Regions from separate parts of the Homo sapiens genome. Here region 1 is linked to region 2. The links are chromatin contacts, found by Hi-C or POLR2A ChIA-PET in ENCODE. All regions are on one chromosome and are shown on one strand. The core of a region is the stretch at or near the end of the contact, and the rest is flanking DNA. Distances in the headings are between cores, read along the strand shown.

Region 1 (2,700 bases), core at 98-2,597, 500 kb before region 2:
AGTTCAAGACCACCCTGGCCAAAATGGCGAAACCTTGTCTCTACAAAAATACAAAAATTAGCTGGGCATGATGGCGGGTGCCTGTAATCCCAGCTACTCAGGAGGCTGAGGCGGAAGAATCCCTTGAACCCAGGAGGCAGAAGTTGCAGTGAGCCGAGATCGTGCCATTGCACTCCAGCCCGGGCGACAGAGCAAGACTCCGTCTCAAAAAAAAAAAAAAATTGCTCCACTCCCCATCTCCCCTTCTTCTGTGAAGAAGGGTACTTAGGCACCTGGACCTCATTGGGTTATTGGGTAATCATTCTCCTGCTATTCCCCCATGCTATACATGTTAAATATTAAATAAATTGTTATGTCTTTTCTCCTCTTAATCTGTCTACTGCCAGTTCATTTTCAGCAAACTTTCACAGGGCGGAGGTGAAGCTTTCCCTTGGTCCCTACAAAACTCACTTCCAAAATCTCCCTCGAATACCATCCTCCCTCAATGGTAATTCTTTGCCAATTACCATCACCTGAATTCAGGTCCGCCTATTGCTTGGCCTCCCATTGATCTCCTATCCAAATTGCTACAAAGATCATCTTTCTAGATTCTAGAGCTGGTTGTGTCACACCTTCATCAGCACCTCACTGCCTCACTGCCCAGGGATGTTTATTGCAAGTACAGATTCCCAAACCCAAATCCATAACCAGAGAATGGGAATTTCTAGGGCAAGCTGAGAAGTGGTATATGTACTTTCAAGTGGCTCGGTAATTGGCTCCACCTGCCTCCCCAGGCACATCTCGAGCCAGTCCTCTCCTAGTACCCTGTGGTCCCTTTACAGAGAATACCCTGCCCCTGAACAAACAGATCCAGATTTGGACATATCCTTTCCCATCTGCCTGGAATTCCCTTTTCCTGTGGCACAAGTCCACCATTCTTCAAGGCCCAGCTCCAATGCCACCTCCTCTGGGAAGCCTTCTCCCGTCGCCTAACTCAGTGGCTTTCAAACATCTTTGCTTGAGACTCAATCCCAAGAAACACATTTCACATTGTAATTCAGTAGATATATAATTGAAACAAAGGTTTTTGAAAAAAAAATATCTAAACCTACTATGGAGGATGCATCTTGATGTATTTCATTCTATATTGTCTTTATTTTTTCAAATGCTGTTAGGCACTTGGTAAAGGACTTCATGATTCACTAATGGAGGTGACCCCATTTGAAAAACATTGCTTAAAATGAGTGAGTCCCTTCTCTATGCACTCTATACACGCCTCTATTACCCACTGATCACTTTACAATAATGATTTGTTTACAGTCTGCCTTCATCCTCCTCCTCCCCTCCCCAGACAGGCACATACCACAACCAAATCAGCATATCTTGTGACAGTTCCACAGCTGCTGACAAATGCAGAAATGCGAATATTGGAGAATAAATACTTTAATTGCTTTTGCTCGTGTCTAATTTTTTTTTCTTTTCTGATTACAATTCACAGCATAGTCTATTGAAGACTATGCTATTGGAGACTCAGCCTCCCAAGAGGCTGAGCCTGGGAATTATACTAGCTTCAACCCTTCAGTTAACAGCAATTTTTAAAAACAGCCATTGTATCTCAGTACAATTTAACCAAGGTGTTAATTATTCTCTCCCTCAAAAACAAAAACCACATACACGAAAAACCATCAGAAAATATTTTGTCGGGTTGCTAGCCAAGAGAGTGCAAATGTGGGCAAACAAATCTCTTACTTAGATACTTGCAAGCAAATAGTCAAAAACCTCAAAACCCTCCTTCCCTACCACTTCAGACAGGACCCCCCCACCACCCCCCGCCACCCCCACAGGGGTGGGGATGCAGATATAGAGGCCTTTCTATCTGCGCAGCCTGAAGCTCAATTTCTCACTAGGCGGTCCCTAACAACACAAACAAATGAGAAAAGTAGAAAAAACAAAAAGAAACCAGAGCAGCTAAAAAGCATCACGTAATGAAGCCGGGCCGCAAGTTCCGGTGCGAATTGTACCTGTGACGGATGCACGGGCGCAGCGGCGGCCCGCAGGGGGAGGGGTCCTCTTTCTGCAGCACGTGGCGCCAACGACAGGAAACCTGCCTGCAACACCCGCCAACCCTGTACACCGCTCATTTGCAGCATCGTCATTTGTGTGATGCTAATTTGCTCCATGTCCTTGTAAACGTTCTTACAGAGATAAATGAAAATCTACTGCAGGCTTGGGGTGGCCCTGGGCAGGCTAGGAGAGAAGGAGGGACCCAGCAGTCCCCAGGTGTCAGTGAAAAGCTCTGGGAGTCGGAGGACAGAGTAGGCAATCCTGTTCAGAGAGGGGAGGGCCGGGTGCGGTGGCTCACGCCTGTAATCCCAGCACTTTGTAAGGCCGAGGCAGGCGGATCACTTGAGGTCAGGAGTTCGTGGCCAACGTGGTGAAACCCCGTCTCTACTAAAAATACAAAAATTAGCGGGGCGTGGTGGCGGGCACCTGGAATCCCAGCTACACGGTAGGCTGAGGCAGGAGAATCACTTGAACTCGGGAGGTGGAGGCTACAGTGAGTGGAAATTGCGCCACTGCACTCCAGACCGAAAAAAACAAAAACACTGACCGGGTGGGGTGGCTCATGCCTGTAAACCCAGCACTTTGGGAGGCCGAGGCGGGTGGATCACCTGAGGTCAGGAGTTCGAGACCAGCCTGGCCAACATGGTGAAACCCCGT
Region 2 (2,734 bases), core at 231-2,730:
ATTTCAAGTTGAGGATGTAGAAATTGAACCTCTTTTTTTTTTTTTTTTTTTAGATGGAGTTTTGCTCTTGTCACAGAGCCTGGAGTGCAGTGGCACAATCTCGGCTCACTGCAACCTCTGCCTCCCGGGTTCAAGTGAATCTCCTGCCTCAGCCTCCCAAGTAGCTGGGATTACAAGCGCCTGCCACCACGCCCAGCTAATTTTTGTATTTTTGATAGAGACAGGCGGATCATGAGGTCAGGAGATCGAGACCATCCTGGCTAACACGGTGAAACCCTGTCTCTACTAAAAATACAAAATTTGGGCTTGGCGGCGGGCACCTGTAGTCCCAGCTACTCAGGAGGCTGAGGTAGGAGAATCGCTTGAACCTAGGAGGTGGAGGTTGCAGTGAGCCAAGATCGCATCATTGCTCTCCAGCCTGGGCAACAGAGCGAGACTCCATCTCAAAAAAAAAAAAAAAAAAAAAAGAGATGAGGTCTTGCTGTGTTGCCCAGGCTAGTCTTGAACTCCTTAGCTCAAGTAATCCTCGCCTCAGTCTCCTGATAGGTGGGGGTACAGGTGCGTGCCATCACACCCTGCTTCTCTTATTTTTACCTTTTGATTACATGCATCGTTTTCCCCTTTGTAATTATTTATGCGACTCATCACCTTTTCTAACTACATGCTTGAGAGCAGGCCTATGTCTTAGTCATTTCTCCGCATTGTGCCTTACAGTTAATAGGTGTCTAATAAATATGTGTTGAACAGATAAATTGATTAATGCATATCTTAAACTTCTTTATATTTCCCACAGGTCCTAGAATAGTGTTGGGCTTTCAATAGCAGGGTCTCAGAAGAATGGATGAATTAATCAATGAACAAAACAATGAATTAACAAATCAATGAACTACTGAGCCATTGAACAATGGCTTGAAAGTAAGAGAGTTTGCATCTCATGTGAGAGTTAAGATCTGCAGACTCAGTGAAAAGGGTGTGGAGTGCATGACACTGGCTATTTCTAATCGAGTCTCCTGTTTCATATATATATATACACACACACAGAGAGAGAGAGAGGTGCGGTTTTATGCTGTCACCTAGGCTGCAGTGCAGTGGTGCAGTCATAACTCAGTGCAGCCTTAAACTTCTGGTCCCAAGTGATCCTCCTTCCTCAGCCTCCTGAGCAGCTGGGACTACAGGCGCATGCCACCACACCCAGCTAATTTAAAAACATTTTTGAGACGGGATCTCCCTATGTTGCCCAGGCTGGTCTCAAATGAACTTCATGTCTCAGCCTCCCAGGTAGCTGGGATTATATGTTTATTTTTATCACTGGTCATGGTGGATATCAATTGCTCATCACAAAACATCCAAATAAATCCTTTCCTGTCTTTTGCATCTTGCCTTGCAGGTGTGAGCGACGTCTCCTCACCACAGTGCTGTGTGGTCTATACCTCAGCCAGGGAGAGGATGTGAAACCCCCCGCCCTGCACATGAGTGGTACAGGCCAACAGGAACACCTGGCTCCAGCCACGTTCACAGACATGTCAGCCGTGGAGTAGTGCTGACACTTTTCTCTCAGCTTCTCAGGGTTTCAGTCCTTTTGGGTTTGTTTTATTTACCTTTTTTATGGTTTTGTGGCTGGACGTTCACAACCAAGGCAGACAGCATGGGTGACCAGCAACTGTACAAGACCAACCATGTGGCCCATGGTAGTGAGAACCTTTTCTACCAACAGCCACCACTTGGCGTCCACAGCGGGCTGAACCACAACTATGGGAATGCAGTTACAGGGGGCGGAATGGATGCCCCTCAGGCCTCGCCAATCTCCCCCCACTTCCCTCAAGATACACGGGATGGTCTGGGCTTGCCTGTTGGCTCCAAAAACCTTGGCCAAATGGATACCTCGAGGCAGGGAGGGTGGGGAAGTCATGCAGGGCCTGGAAACCATGTCCAGCTACGTGGAAACCTGGCCAACTCAAACATGATGTGGGGGGCACCAGCCCAGGCTGAGCCCACTGATGGCTACCAATACACCTACTCCCAGGCCAGCGAGATCCGGACCCAGAAGCTTACCAGCGGTGTCTTACACAAGCTGGACTCTTTCACCCAGGTGTTTGCCAACCAAAACCTGCGAATTCAGGTCAACAATATGGCCCAGGTGCTGCACACTCAGTCAGCAGTGATGGATGGAGCCCCTGACAGTGCTCTCCGCCAGCTGCTGTCTCAGAAGCCCATGGAGCCCCCAGCACCGGCTATCCCTTCCCGCTACCAGCAGGTGCCCCAGCAGCCTCACCCTGGTTTCACTGGTGGGCTGTCCAAACCAGCTCTTCAGGTCGGGCAGCACCCTACCCAAGGGCACCTGTATTATGACTACCAGCAGCCTCTGGCTCAGGTGCCAGTGCAGGGAGGACAGCCACTGCAGGCCCCACAGATGCTGTCACAGCACATGCAACAGATGCAGCAGCACCAGTATTACCCACCGCAGCAACAGCAGCAAGCCGGGCAACAGCGTATCTCCATGCAAGAAATACAGACGCAGCCGCAACAAATTCGCCCATCACAGCCACAGCCGCCGCCACAGCAGCAGCAGCCGCAGCAGCTACAGCTGCAGCAGCGGCAGGGTTCAATGCAGATACCTCAGTATTATCAGCCCCAACCCATGATGCAGCACTTGCAAGAGCAGCAGCAGCAACAGATGCACCTGCAGCCTCCTTCTTATCACAGGGACCCTCACCAGTATACCCCAGAGCAGGCA

What was found. Hi-C counts contacts between places; a loop is a spot of excess contacts on that map. ChIA-PET counts read pairs that join two places held with the same protein, here RNA polymerase II (POLR2A). Pooled maps may share reads with other maps.
Region 1: a pooled map shows a loop between it and region 2 (9-fold over the local background). The contact joins two enhancer-like sites. A Hi-C loop is called at or near these places in 3 of 50 pooled maps. POLR2A ChIA-PET finds 5 or more read pairs at or near these places in 2 of 52 experiments (HepG2 and naive thymus-derived CD4-positive, alpha-beta T cell).

Annotation. Positions count from the first base shown.
Region 1 is chr6:42,770,603-42,773,302 of GRCh38, reverse strand. It overlaps a transcript of BICRAL not described here. Among named protein-coding and RNA genes, the nearest start is that of BICRAL, 10 kb to the left of the region's middle. RefSeq lists an enhancer at 1,805-2,004 and a silencer at 2,475-2,524. Within about 2 kb of position 1,347, at least 18 of the 41 ENCODE cell types and tissues checked have a DNase peak (open chromatin) inside an H3K27ac peak, as active enhancers do.
Region 2 is chr6:42,268,502-42,271,235 of GRCh38, reverse strand. TRERF1 (transcriptional regulating factor 1) reads left to right here. Exons shown (of 18, transcript NM_001395490.1): 5 at 1,388-2,734. The coding sequence starts at 1,646. Among named protein-coding and RNA genes, the nearest start is that of MRPS10, 52 kb to the right of the region's middle. RefSeq lists enhancers at 587-1,152, 1,589-1,638, 1,420-2,249 and a silencer at 1,759-1,828. Within about 2 kb of position 1,480, at least 5 of the 41 ENCODE cell types and tissues checked have a DNase peak (open chromatin) inside an H3K27ac peak, as active enhancers do.